2 separate regions of the Homo sapiens genome follow, and region 1 is linked to region 2. The links are chromatin loops, found by intact Hi-C in ENCODE. Cell type or tissue: HepG2. All regions are shown on one strand. Links, peaks and the distances in the headings refer to the core of each region. The heading gives the core; the rest is flanking DNA.

Region 1 (5,390 bases), core at 320-5,319, 64 kb after region 2:
TGAGTCTGTAAAGAAGGTCATATGGTTTTCCTCCTTTCAGATATTATTGGGATGCAATGTGTTGATTGATCTGCTGATATTCAAACAACCTTGAAATCTTGGAATAAATACAACTTGGCAATCTCATCTTTTAAAATAAATTGCTAATGTGCTAATATTGCTAATGCTAATATTTTGTTTAGGACTTGTCCTAGTCTGTTTGGGCTTCTATAACAAAACACCATAAACTGCATAACTTACAAACAAAATAAATTTATTTCTCCTATTTCTGAATACTTGGAAGTCCAAGATCAAGATGGCAGCAGATTCAGTGTCCAGTGAGAGCCAGCTTTTGGTTCATAGATGATGCCTTACAATGTGTCCTCACATGGTGGAAGGAAAAGGCAGTTCTCTAGGGTCTCTTTTATAAGGACACTAATCCCACTGATCTAGTTACCTCCCAGAAGCTCCACCTTCCAATACTATCACACTAAGGATTAGGTTTCAACGTATGAATTGGGTAGGGAGTGTACAAACATTCAGACCATAGCAGGACATTTTTACTTAAAAAATATTTACTTTATCAACTATTCTTGGATTATTTAAGCACTAAATTAATCACTGTCTAAGCAGAAAAATATAGGATCATTTTAGACTTGCAAGAAGGTGAAATTTAAAACAGGAAATTAAATTTATTACAAAGTTGTTAGGAGAGTTAGAGGAACAAAAAAGGAAAGATTAATTACCCAATGAAGGTAAATGAGGGTTAGAGAAGCAAAAGAAAAATGATATTACCTGATGCCTATGTTTGCTACGATTCTGAGGCTGCTGTAGCTGGAAGGAAGTTGACTAAGCAGTTACTCTTCTGCTAAGCATCTACTCTCACAGGTGGCTGCCACCATGACAGCTAAATCTACCATGGCTGGTTGAACCGACAGAAATTAGAAACAAATTGCTTCTATTCCACTAACTGTCCAGTCTCTTGTCAGTGCCTCACATTAGCAGGAACAAACAGGAAGCCAGATGGCAAGGAGATTATGAAATATAGCTTGCAGACTTCCAGCCCCAAAGATAAGTGTATACAGGGCAAGTATGGAGTAGAGAGAAAACATTAGACATCACAGTATCAAGATTTATACTAACCTTATAGAATGAGACAGAGAATGTTCTTTCTTTTTCTATTCTTTGAAAGAGTTCATGAACATGAAACTATTAATTAATATTTGCCAGAACCAACTGATAAACCATCTCATCCTGGTGTTTTCTTTCTATAATGATATTTTAAGCTACTGATTAAAGTTTTAACTACTACTTCACTACTGAGGTTCTATTTCTAAAATGTGACAAAAGATGCGGATGATCTAGCTATTGTTCTGACTTATTCTCTCATTCTCTCTGTTTCCTAGCCTTTTTGAATCATTTTAATACATTTTTACTGTATTTTTTGTGCTTCTGGACACACTTTCATGTATCTAAAGAATTCTGTGATATTTGTGAATTCACAAAGATCAAACTTTATACACATATCTAAACTTACACATGGAGTGAAAAGAAGCATTCCCTAAATGTGAGAGATTATACATGGGGTGAATGCAGTTGTGAGCAAGGCTCACAAGGGCATGAGATCTGTGCAGGTCCACAGGGCCGTCTCTTGCACTGTAATGCTCTGCTGTTGCTGTCTTGGAGTTTTTAATTTTTGAACAAGAGGTCCCACATTTTTATTTTGCATGGGTCTCTGAAAAATTACGTAGCTAATCTTTTTGTGAGCATTGGGAGAGATAGATTTGGAGTTAAGCTTTCTTTTCCTTCTTTTCTTTGTAATTAACTGTGAAAATAAGAGTTCTTCAAAGACCTATTAATGGTATTATTCAAATATTCTTTAAGAGAGGAATTAGAATATTGATTTAAGAAACTTAGGTTTATAATTTAATAAAGGAAAATTGGGCTTAATATTGGGGTGGACTGTTCCACAAACCATGGGGAAAATAGAGAATTTTGAAAATCAAATAACTATGATCCTCAGTTCATTTTTATAGAATTTTACTACAGAATTAATTTAGGTCAATTGGTTGCTAATGGTTATGTCCACAAGTTAGAATAAGCTTTTAAAAGCTTTGGTTACAAAATGTAGTAGGCCCACACTTTATTTAACTTAATCATTATAATCAATGTTTTTGTATAAGCAGATAGATGCTGGTCTGAGAGGGTTTAGCATCTATAGAATTTGAGACAGTTGTTTTAGAACCAAAGATTGTAAAAAACCAGTTTGTGTATAGCCAGTTAAGACCTGTGCTTTCATAATATCTTTTGACATAGATGTATGTGGCCAAACATGAGCCAGAAGAGTTTCATCTCACAGGTAGTCTGAGGGCCTCCCATCAAATATTTTAAACTTAAGTTTTTAAAGAACACCCATCATTGGTTAAATGTAGATACCATATAATCCTGGAAGGTTTCTCTCACATTCTGATGCACATTTGGCCTCTCTGAACAAACAAGCTTTTGTTTGACCTTTACTTTATTTGTTTGGGTTTGTTTGGTTTAGCTCTGTTAGTCTTGACTAAATCAGAAACTGGTGTGCATGACTAAGAAATTCCTGGGGTATGAGGGACAGCTTCTCTCTCCAGGAAGTTATAATAATCTTGGAAGGTTTTTAGATGCCTATAAATTCTGGAGAGAGTCGAGGTCCTCATTGTATCTCAACCTCCTCAATTTGGCAAGTTCATAGAATTCTATTCTATTCTATTCTATTCTATTCTATTCTATTCTATTCTATTCTATTCTATTCTATTCTATTCTATTCTATTCTATTCTATTCTTTTGTGTGTGTGTGTAGGAAATGTCCTTGGGGAGAAAGCTCATCTGTAGGCCAACCTAGAAGGTTGGGCCATCCTGGAAATAGCATAATACCCAATTTTGATGGTAACACATTGGACCTTGTAAAAGATAGATAAAATGAATTTCTGGGCTAGTAAGTATTTTCTAGATAACTAGATTAGGACTCTGGAACAAGGGAAGGATAAAGTCTGCCTCAAATCAAGGGGAAAATTTTTTCAGTGAGAAATGAATTGACCCCAATATAGAAGTAAATCAGGATGCTGAAACACTTCTTAGATACTGATTCACAATTGCCATTTTGACCTACCTCCACATAAAAATGGCCCAAGCTACTTGGGAATGAGAGTTATAAATCTACCTTTCATATGTAAAATACCAAAATTAATATCACAATAGCTGAAATTTATTGAGAATGAGTGCATGGTGATCTTTAATGAAATAATTCATAATTCTCTTTAAGACTCATGAAACAGGCATAATTATTATCCTTATTTTAATGAAAAAGAATCAGAGAATTTAAATAACTTCACCAAGTTGGTGAATGGCAAAATCCACACTCATATTTGATCTCTGATAATAAGGTTTGGCTACAACTTTCAGCAGTCTTATTACATAAGTTTGACCCTAGTGAGAAGAGAGCCTTCTCCAAGTTCATTAGACAAGAGACAGAGTATTTCAAGCACTGTAGTCATAACTTAAAAGATGCATGTAGAGTACTTGATATCATCCCTTGCATAGTATAAACAGTCAGAAAATACTACTACTTACAATGTGGGGAAACTAGAATGTGAGGCATAAGAGCATAAATGTTAGATTCCAAATTCTGTGTTTATAACCCAGCTCTAGCTTGTATGACTTTCAGCAAGTTTCACTTTCCTTATCTGTAAAATGGGTATAATAATATCCCCCACTTCACAGGGCTTTTGTGGGAAGCAGATCAGATGGTATTATATTTAATATCATGGCACACAAAACATGCTCAATAAATTGTAGCTACTGTTCTTGAATCCATTATTGTTGTTGCTTTTAAGTCCACAAAGTCAATGCTAGTGCTTTTAAAATCATTGATATCGGCAACTACAGAGTAAAAAAATCAGAACAAGTAGCACAGGTGTGGTCCTCTTGAAGTGCTTAAGTCAAAGCGCATCTAGCCACCAAGCAGTGGAATTGAAAACAGCAAAAAGCCTAACAGTAACCAAGAAGGATGAATTTCCTGGCACCTTACCAGAGGAAAGAAGTAAACTTGAAGGACTTGGGACACCAATTATTTTGCTGAGTGGAGAGTCAGAATCCATTTTCACTGCCATTGCATTTGTTAACTGGTGTCCTTGACTGTCCTCTGCTAGTATCCTGTGCCATTGGGAGGTAAAAGCTCCCTATCTAACACCTTTTTAATTGTATATTTCAGCCTTCCCAGTTTTCTCCTTCCAGCTCAGAAAGCAATCACTTACTAATATCATATGAAGAGAGAGAGAGGGAGAGAGAGAGAAAAACCTTTCTGCAATTTACAAAATTACAGGTAATTCTGTTATTCAATTAAGTTAATACCTGTTTCTGTCTGAGCATAACACTGCATTTCAAATCCAAACCCCAAATGGGCTGCAGATGCATAGAAAAATAAAAGAAGAATCGTGTACACTCATGGTTTCTCTATTCTTACCTTAGAGAATAATATTCTCCCAGAATTTTCTGGCATGCCTATCCATTTGAAACAGAATCCGTTTCAACTGTTTCAAAGAATGCAAAATATCATCACCGTAATTGCTTCTGTATCTTTATGAATATTGTAATATCTGTATTGCAAATGTAATCTTAGTAATCCTATACTGCATTGCCTTTTGAGAAGATTTCATTTCATATATGGTGAGTTTTAAAACCCTCATAAGGAGAATTTTTACTGATAGAAATGCTTTCTATATTTTATTTTATAATTAACCAAAGGAATAATTGGCTTTCCAAGGTTAATTACCTCTGCCTTCTAAAAATACTTTTTGGTTAAAGAAAATATTTGAATTCTTTTTGTTTAAAGAAAGCAAGGCACAATATACCACATTATAACAAAATTCCACACATTGTACGTAGATATAGTTTTGGTTCTGAGCTGGGGAACACAATTTCCTTGAATGTTATAGTTTTTATATTCTATTTTAGTGCTATAATTTTTCCAAGCAATAAATAATGTACTTCTACTGAATTCAAAATTACAGTAAACGTGCTCTCTGCAGATAATTTAACACCTGTGTATTTCTATGCCCTACAACTGCAGACTGCGTATCTCAGAGGCTTAAGGATCTGAATTATATTGCAAAAATAATGAGCTGAAGACTGATTGTAAATGTATATTTATTAACATAGCCACTAATTTTTTCGACTGCAGAGAAGAAATGGATCCTCCAGTGTGAGACCCTCAGTAACTACAGCAATATGTTGGATTTAGTAGGTTTCGATTTTTCAATGATTAAAACTGAAATCACAGCTAATATTCTTTTTCGGGGGATTAAGCAGGGAGAGTGTATCAGCACCAGCCCAATGCGAGGGCACTGGCGAGGTGTACCTTGGATGTATGGCTCCAG
Region 2 (5,390 bases), core at 278-5,277:
ATTTTCATTGTCTTTTAAAATGAACTTTATTTTTAAAAGTATATTTAAGAGACCTGATATTTTTCAGGATCAAATCCATTCGTTTAATGTAGCTCTGAAAATATGGCAGGAAATTCAGTCCTGACTCCTACCAAACATACTACCGCCACCAGCAGCAACAAAAAACAGTGGAAAACTTTAAGGATAAGTGTCAATATTATCTGTTATGATTCTTTAGCTACTCATATTATAACCTTTTAATGCAACAGTATCTAAAGCCTATCAAGGGAGAATAGGTTGGCAATTTTTTTTTCTATAAAGGGCCAAAGAATAAATATTTTAGGTTTTGTTGGCTAGACAGTGTCTGTCTCAGCCACTCAACTCTGCTATTGTAGTACAAACACTGTCATAGATAATATGTCAATAAGTGAGTGTGGATGTGTTTGAATAAAACTTTATTTACAAAAACAGGCAGTAGGCCAGATTTGGCCCACTGGCAGTAGTTTGCCAATCCCTAAATTATACACGAAAAGTTCTTGTTTTCTAGAACTGGACTGCAGGTAAGGGAAAACACGATCATGGATAAGTAAACAAGACATTTTGGATAGTAATACATGTGAGAAGGGAAGTCAAACAGGTAATACATTAGATGATGAACTGAAAATGAGGGCTATACTTCTTTGATGTTCACAGGGAGGACCTCTCTGAGGAATAAGAAGGAAGTGGCCATGTAAAGATCTGGGAAGAACAGGCTCCAAGCTGAAATTATAGTAATGACTTGTAAAATAATATCCAGAGCTGGCCTGTCCAAAGAGCTCTCCCTCTGCTCAAATCAGGAAGCTGAGGCACAATAAGGACACTGAGATGCACTGTGAGGAGTAAGATGTGGGGAAATGCAGTTGCCAATGGTTTGCCTTCAGCTTAGGAAGCACAGTTAGCTCTGGTGGCTGAGCCGGCATCCCTTTGATAGCTGGAGTCAGGCACTGCCAGGTGAAGAGGGCAAGTCTTGGGGTCAACAGCAGGTGTCAGCTGTGGCCATAGCTCAGCTCCTTCATTGCCTGGGGTATCTCAGGGATTCTGCAATGCAGCCCCATGGTGCAGAAGCATTCATCCACTAGCCTGAGTATAGTTTCACATCACAGAGGCAAAGAGCAACAGCCTCCTCCCAAAGTTGTTCCCCCGCTACAATCCCAAGAGCCTCATCTTTCTTTCACAGCCCACCCACATGTGAAAGGGCACATGACCCAACGGGGACAAGTGCTTGTCAATTATGTCTCTACTGGAATCTCTAACTACTTTTCTGTCCTGGTAAGATGGGTTAGATAAGTGGAAAGGAATTTTAGGTCCTTTTATTTCTCTCTTCCTTAAAAATTTGAGCCTAAGAAGCCTGCTCCCTTCCTCTTCTCTGATCCCACCAGACTTTGCTGAGTCCTTCAAGTAAAGCCTTCTCCTAAGCAGAAGACACCTCTACCTCTACCTCTACCTCCCCATGGCTCACCACCCCTTTGCTAAGAGAGGAAAGAATACAAGACAGAGGGGAAGAGAGAATTGGAACTGACATCTAAAGTACCAGATGCTGTGTATTCCTCAAATATTATTTCACTTAATCTTAGCAATCTCCTTACAAGATAAGTAGCATTTCCATTTTTTCAGGTTAAGAAACAGGCTTAGCAAGGTTTAATAATTTGTGCAAAGTTACATAACTATTAAGTACAGAACTAAAATTTGACCTGAGTTCTTATCGAATTCTAGGCTCTTTCAACTCTGAAAAATACTGACTGTGCTAAATATATATGTATATAATTCTAAGAGCCCTTTAAAAACTATGGGGATCAATGAACTTGGGCGTTTTCCCAAAGGTGGAATAATTGGGAAGAATAGTATCTCTTACGTTACACACACAGACACAAGTGCACAACCATATGCACACACCACAAACACATTATGTAATAAAAAATTTCAAAATGTATCTGCTGCTACTTGAATGTTGTTGTGTTCTCCAACAGTCTCATGAATATATATGTCTGCAACTTTCCACTTGATTTTGGATTTCTTGTTTATGAGCCTAGATAAAAGAGTAGGTAACCCATTAAATTCTCATTAGATAAATGAGTAACAAAATTTTAATCAGTTTGCAAATACAAAAAAGAAGATAGATTTCAAATAATGGCTCTTTTTCTGTGTAAGTAAGACTATTAAATTTGTTCCTAGCAAGTAGAAAGTACATTTTAATTGGGCTATGTAATTTAGTTTTATTGGTTTATTTGATTTAAAGGAAAATATTTCATGCCTGTGACAAAGACAGATAAAACTTCTATTTAAAAGACAATTTGTAGCCCCACTAACCTTAGGATGTGTCATAAAAGCCTGTAAATGATTGAGAAACTTCTCAGCTAGCATTTTTCCATTAGGAAGGCGTCAAGTGTGTTGAAGAACAGGCTCAAGGTCATATGTCTGGGTTTGATCCTTGGCTCCTTCATTCTCTAGCTATGCAATCTCCGGTAAAGTACTTAATATTTCTGTGACTTAGTTTGTTCACCTACAAAATAGCGCAGTAGGGCTGGGCATGGTGGCCCAGCCTTGTAATCCCAGCACTTTGGGAGGCCCAGGCAGGGAGAATCACCTGAACTCAGGAGTTCGAGATCAGCCTGACCAACATGAAGAAAGCCCATCTCTACTAAAAATACAAAAATTAGCCGGGTGTGGTGCTGTGCACCTGCAATCCCAGCTACTCGGGAGGCCGAGGCATGAGAATCGCCTGAACCCAGGAGGTGGAGGTTGCAGTGAGCTGAGATCGTGCCACTGTACTCCAGCCTGGGTGACAGGACGAGCCTGTCTCAAAAAAAAAATAAAAATAAAAATAAAAATAAAAATAAAAATAAAAATAAAGCACAATAGTGTGCAGATGCCATAGGGTTGCTGTAGTGATTAACTGAGATGGTGCTGTAGAATCACATAGAAGAAAGCCATAGAATGATGCTGGGCCCCTAGTGATCCCTCAGTAAATGTTTGCCATTTTTGCTTACAAGACATTTTCTAGGGGAACATTGAAAAGAAGATTGTTAGGACGCATGCATGGAAAGCAGTATTGTGACTGAAGTGTTCTGATGTGCTCGTGGGCTGTATGAATTCTTATACATGGTGAACTCTGTAAAAGTCAACAAATTCATTTGAATTAGGAGTGTTCTGGATGCATATCTATGAATGTTTCTAGGAAAATGTACCACAAGACATTGGAACTACAGCCACGGCACTGCCATTTTCTATAAGAACTAAAGTTGTGTGGAAAGTGCTAGACTACTTTGAATAGTGGTTAAAAGTTGTTTCTGCTGCCAAAGGCAAGTAGAAAATACACTGTGATCAGAAATGTCTAGAAGATTGTAGAAGGACTCTTAGCTTTGGAAAGGAACAAGTAACGTTATTTCAACATGACACTTTTATATTTCATCTTCAGATCTAATTCATAGTTTTCAAAACTCCCACTTTTTTCAGGGTGCCATGTGTTTCCAAGTATAAACAAGGGAAGGAAAGTGTGCTCTCTCACAGCTTCCATGTGTTGACACTCTCAATTCAGACTTACACTGGACTCAAAGAGTGGAATTGATATTCCACTTAGGTTGGAGGTCACTGGCACCTGCCAGGACAAACACTGCTATTGCACTGTGTCTTTTGAAATCTAATAAAGGAAAACTCTCTGAGTGCACATTGGTGGCCGCAACACAATAAGTGAGGCCCCCCAATAAGCTTAAGCTTCTTCTCAACCTTCCTTTGGAGCAGAACCATGTATTGGCCTCAGGGAGTGTAATGAAACTCTTGAAATGTATGTAAAACTCTACATAACAGGGTAGGGCAAGAATTCTATGAGATGCCAACTGAGGTAGCTACTTAAAATTTATTCTAGCCTCTTCCATATCTTAGAGGTGGTGCTCAAATGTTGTACTGCAACATTTTTTTTTCTATTTTGTGGCAAATCATGCGTGTGTCTTCCCTCAGTTACACGAACATAGGAGAAGGTAGGAGGATGGGAAAGGTGCAATAGAAATTTCAATAACTCTGAAATCTGTCACTTACTGAGATTTTGTTCATGCAAAGCCAGTTGCAGGGAAGCATAGATCAATCTGCAAATTGAGTTAGCTGCCCACTTAACAGCCATTCCCCCAGTTGCAAGTATCAGAAGCAATTCAAGCAGTAAATAGAGAAAGTTTATTTAAAAGATGTTCAGAAGTTCATAGAACAATTGGGAATCCTGGAGAACAAAGATCAAGGCTAAGCCTCCAGAAAATATACTAAAAATCAAGACATACAAACATATGAAAAATATAAATATATGTACCTTGTTTTATAGATTTAACTTTAAAACAGTGTAAATATGTTACATAATTATAAACAGTAAAAATTTTGAAAGCCATCTCTAAAAACTGAAAGCAAAATGAAACAAAGGAACACAATAGTATATCAAGTTGGAAGTGTAACCACACAAAAGAGGAATTATTTCAAATAGCTTAAAATCACATTAACTTGACTATACATGACTAGTGGGTACACCCTAAAGACCAAGAAAAACTGATTATAAGCTGTTTTCGGTAATCATGCCTTGGCACTTGTATTGGTATTTTTTTTTTTTTGAGAATGTTGCATGTGTACTAAATGGGTAATTATGTTGATGCTGGAAAACGGTATTTTAGTTGTGGGAAAGAGCATATACAAATGCACAGTTTGGCCGGGCTCATGCTTATAATCCCAGCACTTTGGGAAGCTGAGGCGGGTGGATCACCTGAGGTCAGGAGTTCAAGACCAATCTGGCCAACATGGGAAACCCCATCTCTACAAAAATACAACAATTAGCCGGGCATGATGGTGGGTGCCTGTAATCCCAGCTACTTGGGTGGCTAAGGCAGGAGAATGGTTTGAACCTGGGAACTGGAGGTTGCAGTGAGCCTAGATTGTGCCGTTGCACTCCAGCCTGGGTAACAGAACGAGACTGTCACAATTGAAAAGGTAAATGTGAGTTGGAAATAACATTATGAACATATGATTTATTTTCAATATATATTACTTTAACTACTAAAAAGGCCTAGAAACAATGAGCACTCCTAGAACCCAGATTATTATTTCTAAATACTATTTCCAAAGGAACCAACTCTCCTTGGAGAAATGACTGATTTCCTGTCTAGAGCAAGAAGTGAATAAAATGAACCTGAGACATCCTGCACATTAGAAATAAAAGGAGCTATTAAAGATTATTGTTGTCATGTCAAAGGAGTCAGGAATCATCATGAAAATGTTCCTGGCTGGGTGTGGTGGCTCACGCCCGTAATCCCAACACTTTGAGAGGCCGAGGCGGGCGGATCACCTTAGGTCAGGAGCTCAAGACCAGCCTGACCAACATGGTGAAACCCCATCTCTATTAA

What was found. Peaks named below come from ENCODE experiments on the same cell type or tissue, not always from the same donor. Only the 100,000 strongest peaks of a DNase experiment are listed, where the experiment ranks them.
Region 1: a loop joins it to region 2, with 7 times the contacts of the local background. A loop is called at or near these places in 1 of 110 quality-filtered maps.

What each region holds. Positions count from the first base shown.
Region 1 is chr6:130,305,642-130,311,031 of GRCh38, forward strand. LOC112267974 (a long non-coding RNA gene) reads left to right here and starts at 2,840. Exons shown (of 3, transcript XR_002956398.2): 1 at 2,840-2,950; 2 at 4,226-4,336. It also overlaps a transcript of SAMD3 not described here. In HepG2, for the core only: no CTCF peak of the experiment used is centred there; a DNase peak (open chromatin) is centred at 2,510.
Region 2 is chr6:130,241,920-130,247,309 of GRCh38, forward strand. It overlaps a transcript of SAMD3 not described here. Among named protein-coding and RNA genes, the nearest start is that of SAMD3, 22 kb to the left of the region's middle. In HepG2, for the core only: no CTCF peak of the experiment used is centred there; no DNase peak of the experiment used is centred there.